Linked DNA regions of Homo sapiens: region 2 is linked to region 1. Evidence: chromatin loops called from intact Hi-C (ENCODE). Cell type or tissue: endothelial cell of umbilical vein. All regions are shown on one strand. Each heading gives the region's core, and the rest is flanking DNA. Links, peaks and the distances in the headings are about the cores only.

The links. Hi-C counts contacts between places; a loop is a spot of excess contacts. Peaks named below come from ENCODE experiments on the same cell type or tissue, not always from the same donor. Only the 100,000 strongest peaks of a DNase experiment are listed, where the experiment ranks them.
Region 2: a loop joins it to region 1, with 2.5 times the contacts of the local background. A loop is called at or near these places in 2 of 110 quality-filtered maps.

What each region holds. Positions count from the first base shown.
Region 1 is chr6:25,716,898-25,726,510 of GRCh38, reverse strand. H2AC1 (H2A clustered histone 1) reads left to right here. Exons shown (of 1, transcript NM_170745.3): 1 at 1-448. The coding sequence ends at 379. It also overlaps a transcript of SLC17A1 not described here. Among named protein-coding and RNA genes, the nearest start is that of H2AC1, 4.9 kb to the left of the region's middle. In endothelial cell of umbilical vein, for the core only: CTCF peaks have their summits at 5,907 and 8,154 (motif pointing right); DNase peaks (open chromatin) are centred at 5,890 and 8,190.
Region 2 is chr6:25,647,843-25,657,455 of GRCh38, reverse strand. SCGN (secretagogin, EF-hand calcium binding protein) reads right to left here and starts at 5,241. Exons shown (of 11, transcript NM_006998.4): 1 at 4,971-5,241; 2 at 4,004-4,074. The coding sequence starts at 5,052. In endothelial cell of umbilical vein, for the core only: no CTCF peak of the experiment used is centred there; a DNase peak (open chromatin) is centred at 5,045.

The DNA.
Region 1 (9,613 bases), core at 996-8,995:
GCAGGGAGGAAAAGCACGCGCCAAGTCTAAGTCTCGCTCTTCTAGAGCGGGTTTGCAGTTTCCCGTAGGCCGGATCCATCGTCTGCTTCGTAAGGGAAACTATGCAGAGCGGATAGGGGCAGGCGCACCAGTGTATTTGGCGGCAGTGTTAGAGTATCTCACAGCAGAAATCCTTGAGCTGGCAGGCAATGCGTCTCGCGATAACAAAAAAACTCGCATTATTCCCCGCCACCTGCAGCTAGCGATCCGCAATGATGAGGAACTCAATAAGCTTTTGGGCGGCGTGACCATTGCCCAGGGCGGAGTCCTGCCTAACATTCAGGCAGTGCTGCTGCCCAAGAAGACTGAGAGTCACCACCATAAAGCCCAAAGCAAGTAACTTAAGGTTGTCATTGGTAAAAAGACTTCTGTGTCAGAAAAAACAAAAGGCTCTTTTCAGAGCCACCTACCGTCTCAGAAAAAGGCTGTACGTTACAAAACGTTACTGCTGTTAACCAGCCATCTTACTTGCCTGTCACAAATGCCCGTTTAAGCGCATTTCGGGAATGTACGGGGACTGAATTTTCAAGGAGCGTTCCATCGGCCATTAGTTTGAGGTAATTTTGGTTATATATGTCACTGGGCGAGGTGGCTTAACGCTTGTGAGCAGTCAGTACTTGCACTTCAGTGGAGGTTGGAGCGGGAGGGTCGTTCAAGCCTGGGGCTTGACCGTTAACATAATTGAGACCCTGTCCCCACAGAAACTAGCTGGGTCTGGTGATGCAGGCCTGTAGTCCCAGCTGTTCGGGAGGCTGCGGTGGGAGGGTTGTTCATGAGTCCGGGAGGCGAAAGTTACAGTGAACGAAGATTGATTGCTCCACTGCACTCCAGTCTGGGTGACATGAGCGAGACTATCTCAAACTAGATTTATGTATGTTAGTTATGTTAAGGGTTACACATGGAAGTGAAAATTGCATTACAAGCAGGAGAGGTGTAATCTTCCTGTTTAAATCCAGGTAACATCAGTCTGGCTGGTTAAAGTACATTTTAGAGAATTTCCTTTCAAATATGGTAGTTTCACGAAATACTCATAATTAAATGTGGCATGTAAGTAAGTTAATCTTAAAATTTGGGTAAGCATATATATTTGATACCTGTGGTTTCACGTACTTTGTAAAGAATAATAGAATTATTTCTTAAAATGTAAGTAAAATATGTCAAAAAGAAGCCTTACGCCATATGTGATGGTGAGATACTAGTGTTAGACTCAGGCAGGAATGGGACTAGAAGGCCGAACATAATTTGAAGTTTAGAAATTTGGAAGAGTATATGCTTCAAAAGTTTTGACTGTTGAAAAGAGGCAAAATAGTTTGTTGATCTGTGTTTGCAGTTTGTGCTGTAAACACCAAGAGAAAGTGAAAAGCAAAACCCATTCAGTAACGCTGCCAAATAACTAAATTAAAAATTATTGTACGATATTCAACAGTTGACCTTACCTCAAAAAAAAAAAAAATCATTTGGTTACCAAAAAAAAAACTGCTAAACACTTGATGTCTACACATAATAAGGCATGTATAGAAGCAGGTAAAGTTCTATAAAATAAAACATGCCGAGTAAGGACAATCAAGTTACAAAAGTATGAATTAACCTGCATACATAATAAATAAGGGATGCAGTTAGGGACGGCAAAAATTGAAGATATTTGAAAACAGAAATGGCAACTATATGTTGAATAAAACTGGGTAATATTTAGAACATGGCAAATGTAAAACTTAAAATCAGGATATAAGACAAACCTAAACAGATGAATTCCAAGTAATTAATGTAGATACTTTGTCAAGAAAGTGGCACTTAACTTCTCAGACTTGCCAAGGCAGAGGAGGAGGGACTTGACTTTATAGAAGAGAACCTGTGTATTCTTTTATTCCAAATGCACTACATAATACTTTTATTTCTATCTCTAATGCAATCCTATTAAAATTGCATTAAACTAAATGTTTAGATAGAATAAAATATATTAAAAAATTGTGAATACATGTTACAGGAGACATGCCCCCTTGATTTTTCAAAACAATTTACCTACAGAAGTTTCTGATTCTTCTTTTTTTGGAGCCAGAGTCTCGCTCTGTCACCCAGGCTGGAGTGCAGTGGCGTGATCTCGGCTCATTACAACCTCCAGCTCCCAGGTTCAAGTGATTCTCCTACCTCAGCCTCCTGAGTAGCTGGGATTACGGGCGCCTGCCCCACGCCCAGCTAACTTTTGTATTGTTAGTAGAGACAGGGTTTCGCCATGTTGGCCAGGCTGGTCTCCAACTCCTGACCTCAGGTGATCCGCCAGCCTCAGCCTCCCAAAGTGCTGGGATTACAAGTGTTAGCCACCGCACCCAGCCTTGATTTCTTCTTATAGAACTTTCACACGTTTCATAGAGTTTATCTCCAGGTATTCTTTTTTATTACTGTATTTTGGGGAAATATTAGAAGGGTTTCTTTTATTATGTTTTCTGATTGACGATGTTTTACAGATAGAACATTCTTGATATTCGTACTGGTTTGTATTTCCTTCCTTATTCTGTCATTTCTGTTGTCCAGCTTTTTTCCTCTGTGGTTTTCCAGGTAGGCAGAAAAATCATATAATTTTGTCCTGTTGTTTTAAATAGTTGACTTTGTCTAAATGCATTGTCTAATAGTTACACGTGATAATAAAAATGGTGATATTGACTTATTTTCCCCCCCAACAGCCTTCCTCTGTCGCACAGACGAGTGCAGTGGCCTGATCTCAGCTCACTGCAGCCTCTGCCTCCTGGATTCAAGCGATTCTCCTCCCTCATTCTCCCAAGTAGCTGGGATTACAGGCATGTACCATCATGTCTGGCTAATGTTTATATCTTTAGCACAGACGGGGTTTCACCATGTTGGCCAGGCTGGTCTCGAACTCCTGACCACCCACCTTGGCCTTATCCTAAAGTGCTGGGATTACAGACGTGAGCAACCATGCCCGGCTGACTTATTTTTTATTATAATCAGACTAATATGACACTGTCTTATGCCTAATGCTGGGTTTTTATGGGATTTGTGTAATTCCAAAATTGCTAAAAGTTGTTAATTAAAAATAAATATTGGCTATTAACAATAAAACTTCAGCAGCAACTGAGACAAATATATGCCACTTTTTTCCCTTTACTTTTTTTTTTTTTTGGGTGGGGAGGGCAGGGACGGAGTTTTGTTCTTATCACCCAGGCTGGAGTGCAATGGCACCATCTCAGCTCACTGCAACCTCCGCCTCCCGGCTTCAAGCGATTCTCCTGCCTCAGCCTCCTGAGTAGCTGGGATTACAGGCGCCTGCCACCACACCCAGCGAATTTTTTTTTTTTTTTTGTATTGTTAGTAGAGTCAGCGTTTTGCCATGTTCAGCAGGCTGGTCTCGAACTCCTGACCTCAGGTGATCCGCCCGACTCGGCCTTCCAAAGTGCTGGGATTACAGGCATGAGCCACCATGCTCAGCCTCCTTTTACTTTTTATGATAAATCACGTTGAAGGAATTCAGAACACACCATTTCAAAATATGTCACTCTGACATATTGACTATTTGGAGATAGACACTTGAAAAACAGCAGATGCACATACACTCTGACCTTCCTTTTGTTTCTTAAAAGCAGGAGATGAAAGATGCCCTCCCTATACCAGAAGGAAAGTATCATTCTCATCAAGGACAGAAAATTAAGGCCAAGGAAAATCTGTACAAATAAACCTTGTTACACCAACCCTTACCTCTCTAGTCACTTCTCCACCTAATTAATTACTCTAACCCAAGCCCCTTTGCTGTCACATTTTCACAACTTACTTCACTTTGTCAGATTCTTCACATAAGCATTCCATTCTTTGTCTTCGGGTCTTCATTTCCTACTCCTGTGCCACGTAAAACTTCCATTCAATAAATTTATATGCTTTTCTCCTGTTGACCTCTCATGTCAATTTAATTCTCAAACCCAACCAAAATATCCTGAGGGTAGAAGTAAAGTTTTGCTTCCTCCACTACAATGTTATGGATTTCTCATCAGAAATCACAGAAGTCATGGAACGATAGAATAACACCTTCTAAGTTCTAAAGCAAAATACCTTTCAATTTAAAATTCTGTGCTCAGATGAACTCTTTTTTGTGTAAGGGTGAAATAATTTTTGGACAAAGATTGGAAAGTTTTGCCACTCAGATTCATACTAGAAGAATTAATGCTAAAGAATGTACTGAAATAAAAAGACTGAACTCAGAAGAAAGACTGAGATGCAATAAGCAATAATATTGCCAAAGGAAGAGGTAAAAGTATAAATCTATCTAAATAAATACACTAGTTGTAAAAAAAAAAAAACCTACAATAATACTAGAATATTAAAAAAAAAAACCAAAAACACTGGAGAGTAGTTACAGAAGATGAAAGGGGCTGAAACAAATTAAAGCATGTTGATGTCCTTGTACTGTTTATAAGGAGGACAGACATACTGATTGTTATATTTTCTTAAGTCAGGTTTATATTTTATGATATTAAATGTAACCACTAAAATAATAAAATTAATGTAGACTAGAAAGAAGGTAATAGCAAAAAAAAAAAATAGTCCAGTGGAAAGCAGGAAATCAGAAAGGACTGGCATGACAAATTAGAATGCAAAGTCAAACATTAGAAATGAGTCCAAATATCAAAATGAAGTTTAACCGATTAAATTTGCCATTTAAAAGACAGTATTTGACTAGGAGTAAAACACAGCTATACCTTGGTTATAAAATACCTAAAATTTATTGGCACAGAAGAACATTTAGAAGAAAAGGAGTGGAAAAATTACATTCCAGACAAAACTGTCCCCCAAAAAAATTATTTTGCAAAATTAATGGCAGAGATAATATTTAATGAAAAAGTAATTTGAAAATTAAAAGCGGAAAATATAGGTAGATACACTATTTCTCATTGTGTTAACACCCCAAAACACAGCTTTATAGAAAACAAACAGCAGAAATGTATGACAAAGAATACATTCACAATTATAGTGTATATTTTAATATGTCTGTCTTGGAAAAAGGTAATCACCCCTACCACATATTGGAATGTTAAAAACACACTAAAGCATAATTCATGAGTTTAATAGCAAAACCATAAACCTCTTACTGTGTCTCTGTCAGTCTACCAGTATGCCTCTGTTTCTATCTGTCTCTAAAATGTATGTTATTAATTGTCATCTATATGCTTAAGTGTCCCAAAGAAACCTGAGTCCTCTACCCTAAACTTTATTTTTTTAAAAAATATTATTATATTTTTTTTTGAGAGACGGAGTTTCTCTCTGTCGCCCAGGCTGGATTGCAGCCACACTATCTTGGCTCACTGCAATTTCCGCCTCCTGGATTCACGCGATTCTCTTGCCTCAGCTTCCCAAGTAGCTGGGACTATAGGCTTGTGCCACTACGCCTAGCTTTTGTATTTTTAGTAGAGACAGGGTTTCACTATGTGTTGGTGAGGCTGATCTCCAACCCTGACCTCAGGTGATCCGCCCACCTCGGTCTCCCAAAGTGCTGGGATTACAGGCATGAGCCACCGCGCCCGGCCTCTTCCCTAAACTTTAGAGTCATAGATTTATGATATTGAGAGTTTACGAAGTATCAGGCACAGTTCTAATCGTTTTACTATTATAAATAATGCTGAAACAAACATCTACATGCATACGGTGTTTTCTTTCTCCTGCAGTGTCTCTTTGATAGATATTTCCAGCATTGGAGAAACAGTGCTGTACACATCAGATGAGATCCTGTCCTCCTGGAGCCGAAGTTCCTTATTCTTACTCACCACCCACATACCCCCCATCATCAAGTCTTACATACATAAGGACTTCTCTCCCTTTGCCATTTCTCCGATTAACATCTCTCAACTGCTCCCCCTAGCTGTCTCACCAGGCTCTTACCACACTCTCCTATGCTGTGGTCATAACCAATCTACTTGCAGTTCCTTGAACCCATTGCACTTTAATTCACCTGTGTCTTTATGAGTTGTGTAACTTTTCTAGAATGTTCTTGCCGTTCTTCGTTTAATTAGTTTCTATGCGTCCTTCAAGGATACGTTTATACATTACATCATTTGTGAAGCTTTCCTTGACGATTCCCCCCCTCCCATCTTAGAGTCATTTAGATGTCCTTCTGGTGACCTTGTTGCACATTCTAGTTAAAGGTGTTAATGTTTATGCCTGTCTCTTCTACTAAAATACAAAGCTTTGTATATTTATAAAACTATAAAGCTTTTTATGAGAATGTTTTAATTGTTGAGCCAAATTTTGCAGTGCCTAAAACACAGAAGACACCAATTAATGACTGGTTGAATACATAAATTAAAACACTTTTTTCTGAGTTCCAGCTGCTTACTTTTTAGTATTTAAGTGATAATAGTAAAATAGAAAATTGAGAGTGGAAAGGTCATCAATCATTTCCCATTTTGACATATTTATTCTTATTTTTGTATTTTTTCCACCAACCTTTATGCTTATAGAGAACATTTTTCTCTTTCAATATCATGTTTTTTGAAATATATCATAACATTAGATTTTTAAGTGGTTATGTAATTTTATAATTCTTATTTTTAAATTCTCAATTTCAATAGCTGCATCAAGACATATACTGAGCACTTTGTACCACACATTTTTTTCTAAATGTGTTATGCACTTGATCTTGTTTAATCCTCAAAACAATCCTATAGCTAGGTACTACTATTATACCCACCTTACCAATGAAGAGATTCAACTTCTTTGGAGCAACAGAACTAGCACTGGAGCCAGCATTTCAACCCAGATAGTCTGACTCTAAAGCCCACCTTAACTGCAACTATACTAAAGTGGTTGTACCATAATTTAGTTAAATATACCATCTTTCATTGTTTGGGATATTTTGGGGGGAATTTTTTTTTCTTTTTTCGAGACGGAGTCTCACTCTGTCACCCAGGCTGGAGTCTAGTGGCACAACATCCCCCTCACTGCAACCTCTGCCTCCCAGGTTCAAATGATTCTCCTGCCTCAGCCTCGCGAGTAGCTGAAATTACAGGCACGTGATGATTCACCTGCCTCAGCCTCCTAAAGTGCTGGGATTACAGGCATGAGCCACCAGGCCAGGCCAAGCTGATCACTGTTAACTACTTAGGCTGTTTCCAATATTTTATTATTGCAATCAATGCTGTAATGAACATCTATGCAAAAATAGCTTTAACTCCTTCTGAAGTATTTGTTTAAACCATTCCTAGATATGGGATGATTAGGTCAAAGAATACACAAGATTTTATGCCTTTTTCTGCATATTGTTACTATTCCAGATTATTGCACCAGAAGGCCAGTAGCAAAGCATGACTGTTTCAATTTTATTTTGCCCTCACATAATTTGGTGTTATTTAAAGAAAAATTTGTTTAGTTGGTAGAGTACAGCATTACCACATTATTTTGGTTTGCACTTCTTTTCATCAAAGTGAGACTGAACATTTCCATATATATATATACACACACATCTATCATACATATATATGTGTGTGTGTGTATATATATATACACACACACATCTATCATACATTGCTTATCAACAGGGATACACATTCTAAGAAATTTATCATTAGCCGATTTCGTTGTATTAACATCAGAGTGTACTTACACATACTTAGATGGTAGAGCCTGCTACACACCTAGGCTATAGGGTATAGCCTATTTCTCCTGGGTTTCTGTACAGCATGTTACTGTGGTGAACACTGTGGGTAACTGTAACATAATAGTAAGTATTTGAATATCTAAACATAGAAAAGGTACAGTAAATATATAGTGTTATAATATATGGGACCACCGTTATATATGTGGTCTGGCATTGAGCAAAACATTGTTATGTGGCTCATGACTGTATATGTTTGTTTTTGCCAGTTACTCCCATATTCTCAAATGTCTCTTTGGGTCCATAAAAAATAATTTGAACAACAAATTCAAATTAGTTGTTTTGTAACATTATAAAACTTAAGTTACATTAGGCCCTTAAATATAATATTTGCAAAATCTGAATAAAACAATTTTATAATGCAATCAATGAGAGCCAGCTGAATTTTTTAAACTGCCTCTTAGAGAAAGCTCTCATTAATTTGAAATGCGGTCACACATGAGCTCCTTTAAAGTCAAATATAATCAAAGCTAACACCAGGGGGAGCCCAGTAGTCATTCCATGTGAAAATATATCTGACTTTTAATACATTTCTGAAGTGACACTGGAGAAAATTTACAGTGAAATTATGAATACTGCATTTAATAGTCCTACGGAGAAAAAATAGAAATCGGTGCTTAAAATATACATTCAGACTTCAACCTTTTAGTAAACTGAAAAAGACATGAGAATGATGATTATGTGAACAACAGTTGTAGAACACCCACGAATGCCTGTACAGATCTTGTTTCCGTTGTTATTTCTGCCTCCTGTCAGCATAGGAATCTGACAGGCCTACTTCAGAATCTAGCTCTGCTACATCTAAGCTGAGAGTTCTTGAACCAGTTACATAATCTGTGCCTCAGTCTGTTCAGCTGTACATGGTAATACCTACCTCACAGGGTTATTGTGAAGATCAAACTGAGATCACATCAATAAAGCATCCAGCACATAGCCCAGGCTCAGATATGTTAGTTCATTTCTTCCTCTAAAGCAGTGATTCTCAACCAAGGTTGATTTTGCTACCAATGGTCATTCAGCAATGTTGGGAAGCATTTTTGGTTGTCACAACTGGTGGTGGGTCCGGCATCTCATAGTCAAGGCCAGGGATGCTACTAAACATCTTACATAGGACAACTCCCCAAAAAGAAAAATTATCTGCCCCCAAATGCTAAAAGTGCCAGGGTTGAGAAATCTTTATCTATCTAGAGAAATCTAATATCATCGTTAATACTCCTTTGCTGAGAGCCTATTCTATGTTGGATTCAATTTGAGTTTCTGGAAATACCATGAAATACAAAGATCTTGCCATGCAGGGGATTACCGTCTAATAGTGGAACTATGGCTTATCACAGTCTGCGAGTTTGGGGATGGGAAAGAGTGAGGAAAGTTCAGAGAATATCCCTTTTTCAGTTTAGAGTAAGCACCTTCAGCACCTCCACTTCTGTGAGCAAAAGGTTGCAGAGCACCCTGGGTGCCCTTTTGGCTGTCTTCATGCTAGTGGAGCAGTCCAGAGTTTCCTTCCTGGGGTTTACTATCCCTTAATTTAGGCTTGCTTCAGAAAGAAGTGCTGGTCACTTCCTCAGCACTTCTTATTCAAGTGCTGGCCTCTGCTGCAGTAGATGTTGGGGCACAGGGGCTCTGCCCTTTCCTACAGAATGGGCCTATGTGAGGGTTGCTTTCACCTGCTGACCCTTCAGCACATCCCCTCCCTCAGCCCTGGGGAGTTTCCTGAGGAGGAGAGTAAGAGCCACTTCTGCCCACCGCACATGGCCAGTGGCTCATGAGAGAAAAGGCTTTTGAGTCAGAAGTCCTGTGTGAGTCCTGGCTCTGCTTCTTTCTTCCTGAGGAGCCTGGGGAAAGTCTCGACATTTCTGACCTCCACTTTATAGCATGGAAGGAGGAATCTCTCATGAGGTTTATGTGAACTTTATTTGGTGATTT
Region 2 (9,613 bases), core at 738-8,737, 69 kb after region 1:
TTATGGGTCTTCACTGTGAAACAGGCAGGCCAAAACATTATTCTAATAATTATTATTTTATGGATAGGAAAATTGAGACCCAGGAGGTTTAAATGGCATGTTGCTATCACACAGCTCTAGATGGAGAGACAGGGAATGAGCATTGGATTTCTGCCTCCACACATAGTTGTCCTTTCCCCACCGACCATGAGTCTTCTTTGGAGTGGGTCTTCAGAGACAATAGGTACATTTTTTTTATTCTCTGTGGAAGGTGAACAGGTTCTTTGAGACTCCAGGTTCTTCTGTCAACCAGGTTACCTCATGTGATACCCCACTAATCGTGGTGGGATTAACCTGTCTAGTTTCAGCACTAAAGATTTTGTGTGTGCTTACATTTGAGGGTTCATGTACCATACAGGAAAAGCACAATGGAAATCACTCAACAGGGTCGAACTTCACTTTGAAATTCAGCTTGATCTTTTAGATTAAGAACTCCACAAGTATAACATTCATTTCTTTATCTCTGGAACACAGGATCCATTGGATGAATAAATGATTCTTTATGATGGGCTGGGAATTCCCAAAGGAAGTTAACTAACATAGGTCATGTTGGTGAAAAATTAGATTTTAAAGTAAATAAATGTGAAGTCAAAGTAACAGTGGCCAGATTCTACATTACCTTTAGTTTGAGGACACAGAATCTTGGCTTCTGTCTTCTCAGACCCCTAACCCCAAAGCTCATGACTATCCCTTTGACCTAAAGCAAAAGAAACTGGGGCTTCCTCTGTTGTAATTTCCCATCAGTCCTTATCTGAGACGCTAGGCTACAGCAGGGTACTATAATCCCTGAAGTATTGAAAGAGGCCCAGGATGTGGTACAGTCTGTATGTGAGGGGTATGTACACATAGAATCTGATGTTTATCCATGAACTGGCTAAAATCTCAGCATTTGGAAAGAAAAGGTTTGCAGGGAGTAACAGAAACAGCAGCAATTGCAGCTGATGGTTCCATTAAGTCAATCCCCTCCGAGGCTCTGAGGAATAGGTAATTACAAGCAGGCTGGTTGCTCTCCTGGATAGACTAGCAGGCAGCTTGCTGTTAGAAACCTCAAAATACCTTCTTCTGAGATCTCTGTGATCCGCTAATCATCAGAGGAAAGTAGAGCTATTCATGCCTCTGAAGGTTGGCTTACCACTGCTGAACACCAGAGCAAGGGGCTGCCTGATTGTGGAGGCCTCCCTGCTGCTGGATTCTGTACTCACTGGGCATTACCAATCAAAAGCAGGTGTCACAATCAAATGGTGACTGTTCCTCAACTGAAGGGCCTTCCATTTTGGAAGTCCTGCCCTATTGTTAAGAACTTGCTTAAGGCCTACTTATTACTCATCAGAGACAAAACCCAAAATTAGGAATAGCTTCCTTAATCATGGTTGTCCAGGTAGCATGGAGTGCCCAGTGAAAGTCCCTGCAAACACACTCCCCAGAGTAATGCCTCAGCGTTTTGAAAGGCATCCAATGGCAGATGATATCATTTCTAGTTAAGAGTTCAAACTTATCATCCTGGCTCCAAAAGCTTTCTTCCCAGCCAAGTGCTCATGAGATGTGCCTGAGGCTATTGCCACAGCTCAGTGGGATTGGCCTAATTATATCAGAATCCCCTCTCCAAAAGTCACTGTTCCTAGAGGAAAAAAGGGTAAAAAAACATGCTAACTGACTTTGAGTGCTTTTAAAATGAAAGATCTTTGGCAGACCCCAAATGTATTTAAATACCTACAGGATGAGACCTAGGGGTCTGCATTTTAACAAAAAAATATAATTCTCAGGCATACTGAAATTTGATTTGCACTAGGTTAAGGATTATGAGAACTTCCAACCCCCGTTCCAGCCTCAGAGATATTTGCACTGAATGCAGTTGCGCAGGACACCAGTGAGTCCTTTGCTGTCCTCTTTCCTCGAGGATTATGCTTGCCCCTGTGTAAGAGCATTAGTCCATGGACCAGGTCTGAGATAGGGGCAATGATAAAAACAGCCAAGCTGCAAGAGATGACATCCCTCTTTTCTCTCACAATGGCAACAATGCTTCTAAGGTTAGCCAAAATCTCAGATGAAGATATCTCACAGCATCCTCATCTTAGTGCAGACCCCAACTCGATGAATGAATATTAGATACTCCAGCTTCAACAGTGACAGCAATTTTTCTCCTCCCTTTTATAAATGACTAGAACAAGGAGCCCTCTGAAAAGGTGAGAAGTTCCAGGTCCCTGAGGACAGATTTTTAGGAGCTGGCCATCCCATTTATTCCAAGATTTTGAATGGTTTTAACTTTGTCTTTTTGCTTTCCTCAAATACCCATGTCCATGATAGATAAGATGGGTTTCTGGAACACGATGAACCTTACATTTACAGATATAAGTAGAAGCCCTGTGGGCAAGGCTGGTGGGCTTCACCATGGGCTGCTAGCACGTGAAAGTGGCTGGCTAGATTGAAGCAGAAGCCTCACTTGGGGGAGGCTTCCTCAGCTCTACCTGTAGCTTGTGTAGGTACAAGAATGAAGGATAAAGAGGAGTGTGCGCAAGTGGTCTGACCAGAGGAAAGAAGGGACTTGTGTCTCTATCCTTCTCGTCTGCTGATCCTTTCACTTCACAGGCTGCACAGGGTAAGGGGTGGAGTGCAGGCAGACAAAGAGCAATAAAAGGTACAGAAAAAGGGAGATAAGAGACAAAGAAAAGGGTGAAGGAGAAAATGTGGAGAAAAGAAATGAAGGTCAAAAAGAGAGATGGGAAAGAAAGAAGAAAGGAGAAATAAAAGACATGGGGAGAGGAAAGACCAAAAGAGCTTTGAGAAGCAGAGAGACTGGAAAAAGAATGGGAAAACACAGAGACAGAGAGATGGAGAAACAAATGAGAAACAGAGACAAGAAAGATGGGCAACAGAGAGGTCAGAGAGAAAGGCAAGAAACAGTAGGAGATGAGAGCCATGAAACACAGAGATAAGAAACAGAAGTGAGCAGAAAAATGACAGAGATAGACATAAAAAAGAGAGACAGACAGAATATGAGAGGCAGACAGAAGTAGAGGGGGACCAAGAGATCTGTGTGGCTGAAGAAGGCGGAAGCCAGCCCTTTTGTTTCTGAACCAGCTTCCCCTGCCCCCCACATACCCTCCCCATGTTCTCAACAGTGGTGAAGAGCTCCTTGTTCCCTCACTGAGCTCTCACATGAGAATGTGATGCACTTCTATTCTTCAGATAAACAGCTGAATGATAAGGACAAACTATCTCCATCATTCATTTAAATTCAATTGTCCCTAGAGCGTCTCCTTCTACTATGAATGCCCTACTGGAGCTTTCATCAGATCGAGCCCATCCCCAGGCTGTCCTCCGCTCATGTGTTTCTGTGTAAAATTTTTCTCTGCTTTGATAGAGAGACTTTCAAGAGTTCATTTACATCTCCCAAGGACATATTTACCATCAGATGGACACTAGATAGATTGGCTTCCATTTGTATCTGGGCTCTGAGTATGCTGGTTGTTTTCTGGTTTGTCATTCCCTGAAAAATCTGTAACCTCTTCTAATAAAATGAATAATGGATAAATGATTTTAAATGGTTTGTGGTTTGCTATCAGAGGAGTATCATACATATTAAACACCCAAAATCTTAATGTGCTTAACATCTTTTCCAGCTTTTTGAACAAAGTGGGCTACTTTACCCCCAGGTATAAATCAATTAGCAGAGACATAACCAAGGAGACGTTCAAGACCAAGTTAACTGAGTCTACAGTTAGGATCTCTGAGTGGATGACAGATGTTACACTGAAAGTCAGTAACCAGCATGTCTAATGCTACAGTTGCACCTTTTATAAAAACTGCCTAAATCCCTCTATGTTGCTAGGAGAGGGGGAGAAATTACATACATGCAAGGAAGAAAGGAGGTGAGTTGGAATTAATAGGTACCAATCAATATAAGACTTGGATGTGCGTATCTTACTAAGAGGCATAAATTAAGGCTTAGTGTGCAAGTACTTACATCAGTACCCAGTTTCATCAACATGTGGAGAAAGAAAGCATCGAGTTCCTTCTCTTCTATGTAACCTTTTTCTAAATGTGAGAAAATAAACATAAATAATACTAACATATAAAAAACACATGACAGTATTTATCTAAATATGTTTTTAATCTCACAATTCATAAAGCTTCCCTCAACACTATTTTTTGTTATTCCAATAACAAAGTGCCAACACCTACCTCTAGAATACATGGGTTTGAACAGTAAACACTGTTCCAGAATACGTGCTTTATGCTAGGGTTTATATTAGTGCTTGGAAAAGGAAGGCTATTAAGTACATGAATTTTAATCAATGAATAAACGTGAACTTTCCAATAAAATTTAACCCCAAAATTTCTGAAGCTTGGAGAAACTTAACAGGTGTAAGTATTGAATCCCAGTTTGCAGAGTTAAAACACACCTTTTAGATATTTTATTTCTTTATTAATAAAAACAAATATTAAGTAGTTCCATTTTATTTTCAAGTAGTTTTTTGGTGGAGGAGTCGTTTTGAAAGCTGATAAAATTTATTCTCATTTTGAGAGAGTGAGGGGTGTACAGCAAAGTCACTGCGTAAAAGTGAGCCCATTTAGGGAAGGATGACTTCAAATAGCTGAGTCTCAGCCCACAAGCCTTGAACATATACAATGATATTAGTCATTGTATATACAATATATATGTATGTCTACCATATATATGGCGCGCTCGCACACAAAGAGAGATTGGAAAGGGGAAAGTGGAAATTCACCACCCAGAATTTTAACAAGGTATATAGATGTGTATCACCAGTATGCCAAACGTCTGTTAATGATACTGTATTAGGTACACTGCATTAACAACCCAGGTCGATAACTTTTCCTACAGTAAAGGGGAAACTCCAGGTCCTTTCAGCGGGCTGAGCTTGGAGCCACGTCTACACCTGAGTGTGCAAGTGGCTTGTTCTACTCACCATCCGCATCAAAGCGCTGCCAGACCTGCCAGAAGCCAGCGGCGTCCAAGCGCCCCAGAGTCGGTTCCCGGGAGCTGTCCATGGTGTTGACGACGAAGACCAGGCACCGGCGCGGAAGGACCTAGACAACTTTGGGAAGGACTCCTTCACCGTATTTCTTGACTTGCTCTCCTGCTTCTTTCGCTATCTGATTAGCTTTGAGTAACTGTTGCTGGGGAGGACGCGAGCGCTGCTGGCCGTGGCGTCGCTGAGCCGTCCCTCAGCCCTCAGCAAAACCAGCGGCTGGAAGCCCGCCCCGCTCCTGGCGCGCCTGTCCCCGCCCCGCCCTGCGCGCTGTCCTGGCAGATCCTGTCTGTCTCTGCGCTTTGGGGAATTCAGGAAGAAAGAAACTGTCTCCAGGCGTCCACGGCTCACTGCTTTTGCCCTTTAACTTGCTTCTCAGACTCGGAGAAGACATCCCTCTTACGTTTGACTCACTTTCCAAACTTGTGTCTCAAGGGGTTTTCTAGGGAGAGCTGCCTCATTTAAAGGGTTGCAAGAAGTGTCAGTGTTAGGGTCCTTTGGACTTGAGGATTTAGAAATGTAGTGTGTGGAGAGGGGAGGCGAGAAGGGATGGTGATGGTGGTAAGTGGTTCCCTTTAAGGAAGAAGTCAACAGCAATTATTGAGTCCTGATTGTATAGGACATACACATTGCTGTACCAAAATGCACTATAAGGACTTGCAACTAAACAGGGATACTGCAAGTCACTGTGATTTAAAGTAGCATCATTAGGATGCTGAGGAAAATATAAACTAAGCCGTACTCTGCCAGGAAAAGAGAGTCTGGGGGAGATGTGTCTGCCTGCAGGGTACTTAGGTAGAAGGCTTAGATGATTGTGTTTGGCTCCTAAGAGCCACATTAAGACCAAAGGATAAAAATCAGTTGGAGGAACACAGAGCTTTCTAACAATCAGGACTGTTCAAAATTGGGCAAGGCTTTGTGGAAACGTGTACAAACTACACTGATACCTTTTGACTATATATTTAGAAATTTTCGTTGGATAATCTATAGAAAGTGCTTGGATATTAGATAAGAAAGTTGAACCAGATGTAACTTTTCTTTATGGCACCCTGACTCTGGTTTTAGCATTCAGATTTATTTATAAAAAGCATGCATGTATAAGTCATCTAAACCAGAGTAGTGAAAAGAACATGACACTCAAGGTCAGATAGTCCTGGGTCAGGATCTGAGTTCCATTATTTACCAGCTTTGTGAACTGCACCATTAGTTCTCATCTCCCTAAGCCTCAATTTTCTTATCTATAAAATGAGGATTAAAACATCTGTTTTGGAGGGTTGCTGTGAGGATCAGAACCATACATAGTAATGCACAATGAATTATATCTGCTATGGTGTTGTAGCTGATGAGGGATGACTCTGTTAGAGAAAACAAGTAAAGTCTAAGAGATTGTCATAGCCAAGAGGAACCTAATGAAAAATGACAAAGAAATGTAATGTTTTATCCTGGGTGTGATGCCGGAACAGAAAAAGGCCATTAGGTAAAAATTAAGAAAATTTTAATAAACACGGACTTTAGTTAATAATAATGAAAAAAATGGTTCAGAAGAAAACAGTTCTGGGTTCAGGGCCCAGCTTTGCCTCTTACTAGTTGTGTGTGATATTGGGCAAGTTACTCAAAAGAAGCCTCACTTTCTTTGTAAAATGGGAATAATAGTAGTATTTACCCCGTGTTATTATCATAAAGGTCAAATTAAAAAATCATATAAACCTATTGTCACAGTATATACAGTAACATTCAGTGTAAGTTAGCTACTAAAATGATGAATCTTCCATACATACATACATATTTGGAAGACGGTGAAGTAAACTTCAGGATTTTTGAGGAGTGTGGCTTAGCCTAAAGGAAGAAAAGCAGTATTATCACCGATTAAGCAAGTGCTGGTTACAAAAATTGGAGAAAAGCATATGTAGCATAGGAGGGTGTAAGGGTTCAGTATCTGTAATTATCATCTGTGACTTTAGGAAATTAGTGGATACAATGTCAAGCACCAGTTAGGAAAAGTAATTGGTATGAACCCACCAGGGCTGATCTTGTTTTCTGATAAATAGTGGAAAAAGATAAAACAAGGCAGATTTCAGAAGTAATAATCAAGATCTAATGTGGAGGGATGGTTAAATAAATGATAGTAAATATCTATGATGGGCTTTGCTGCATACACAGAAATCTTGATTTTGAAGCTTGATGATCCAGAAAACTCAAAACATAAGGTTAAGATTAAAAAGCAAGTTACAAAAGTGTACATATATGATGACTCAATTCTGTAAAATAAAATACATGTTTCTACACATAGAAAACATGGAAGATATACATTAATGACATTAATGATATGTTTCTCTGGAGTGGGGAAGAGGGAGGCTCACAGATGATTTCAATTTTGCTATTTGTAATTCTTTTGTCTTAAAACTTTGTGCAGTAAGCATATAATGCAAGCTATTATACTTTTTTAAAGTTGTAAAAGTGAAATCTAGGGAAAGAAGAGGAAAAGTACAGCCGCAAAGATTACTGTTCTCAGGACTGGAGAACAAACAGAACTTGGAACACTTTCCAGGAGCCTGTCATCTGGAGCTCTCTGGGGAGCTGCAATCTCCATTCAATGACTTATTTCCTGTTTTCTTTGCATCCAAATATTTATCATGGCACTGGGTAGGGAGATACTGCTTAGGAATCCTGCATTCCCTCATAAAAGTTTCTCTTTGAGAAAATCATCCAAGCCCTTAACAGAGAAGAGAGCCAGTAGGAAGGTATTTAAAGATCCTACAGGAGACACCTGTAAGACTGTCTCATTGGGAAAGTTCTCCTGCCTAAAAATGGAGTGATGGAGGTGGGGATGAAAGAACCAGAGGTGGTTTATCAGAGTCCCTTCCTGTCCAAAAAGAGAACTCAGAGTAAAGCAAATATTCAGCAGCTGGAATCAAGTTGAAATACATTTTGCATCTTATGGATTAATTAGCACCTTCCACAGAGATTCTGATTTAAATGGTTTGGAGAAAGACCTCTATGCTGATATTTTTTTAAGTGTTCCCCTAGGGATTACACTAGAACCACTGACGAACCTTTTGTCTATAAGTTTCCTGCTGCTCATATTCTGGTCATTTTATTATTTAGGTATGGCATCTCTGAAGGATAATCGAGAAAAGAAAAAACTTCTAAAGAATTAACATTACTTTCTTATTAATACACTGCCTCTTTCAAAGAGAGGTTAGAATTTATACTTATATGTAATCCTGGTAAGTTTTGACAATTGATGGCTGAAACTAGAGACTAAAATCAGTTGTTTTTCTTTTTTCCCTACTGATTTCATTTTCTCCTGCAATCATTTCCTGCTTTTCTCATTAGCATAGCTAATTGATGGTTAGTTGCACAAGAAGAGGCAGTGGTCTGTAATTTGAAGCATTGCTAATTAACTCTGATGCATCCATTCAATTTTAAGCTAAAATATCTGCATCTTTTTACAAACTCAGAATGATATTTCTAACTGGAAATATAAACAATACTCATCTTCATATGTTGTTGAACATTCAAGCTCTGTAGACATCTCACAGACTGTATAGTAGACCTTAGAATTCAAAGAGACAGCCTTGGTTTAAAGCCACACCAGTTCCAAAGGGCCATGCAAGCAGAACAAAAGAAATTGGACAGTGGTTTTCATAAGATAATAAGAAAACACTAGAAATAGAGTTATTTTTAAAATATATACATTTTACTGTTTCCTTTGCAATCACATGAATAGTACAGATAATTTAAACAATATAGATTAGAAAAACTACAAAACAAGAAAGAAAACTTTCTTCCATAATTTTGACATCTAGAGATAACTAGCAATAATAACATATGGGTTTATGTCCTTACAGTAATTTTTTATATGCAGAAAAAGTAGATTATACTGCTCTGTAACTTGCTCATTTCACTTAATATTATGAAGCATGTCATTAAATATTCTTCTATGATATTATTTTAATGTCAGTATTATCATAATTTATTTAATATCCTCTTTTTAGACTTTTCAATTGTCCCTAGGTTTTCACTATCATAAACCTCTGCTGTTACAGCTAAATGTTTGCACACTCTAGTAATTATTTCTTCGGGATAAAGTTCTAAATGCACAAGTGCTGGGCTAAACAATGTATAACATCGTAAGTCTTTATAACATAAGGTTAAAAGTGGTCTCCAGCTGAATTTTACTGATTTATACTGCTATTAGCAGTGGAAGAGATACCTTTTTACACCATTACTAACAATAAAAATAAAAATCTTTGAATAGTTTAAAGTAGTAGTTAATAGTGATTTTATAGGTGGTTGTTTGGGGTAATTTGGGATTTTTTAAGAGGTGGGCTAAGTGTTAAAGTTAAAAGCCTATCACACTCAAGTGGCTCTTCAAAATTTCTTGTCCTCTCTCCCCTTCCTACCCCACAGAACATAGCATCTGGCACTGTGTCTTGCAAACAGTGACTATTTAGTATTCTATATTACCCCAATGATACCATCTTTTCTTAAGGAGTTGATATCACTAAATTATGAAAGAAGATTTTTGTAACCTGTACTAAAGCACAAAACCAGTGCTTTAAAAGCTCTAGGTCTGT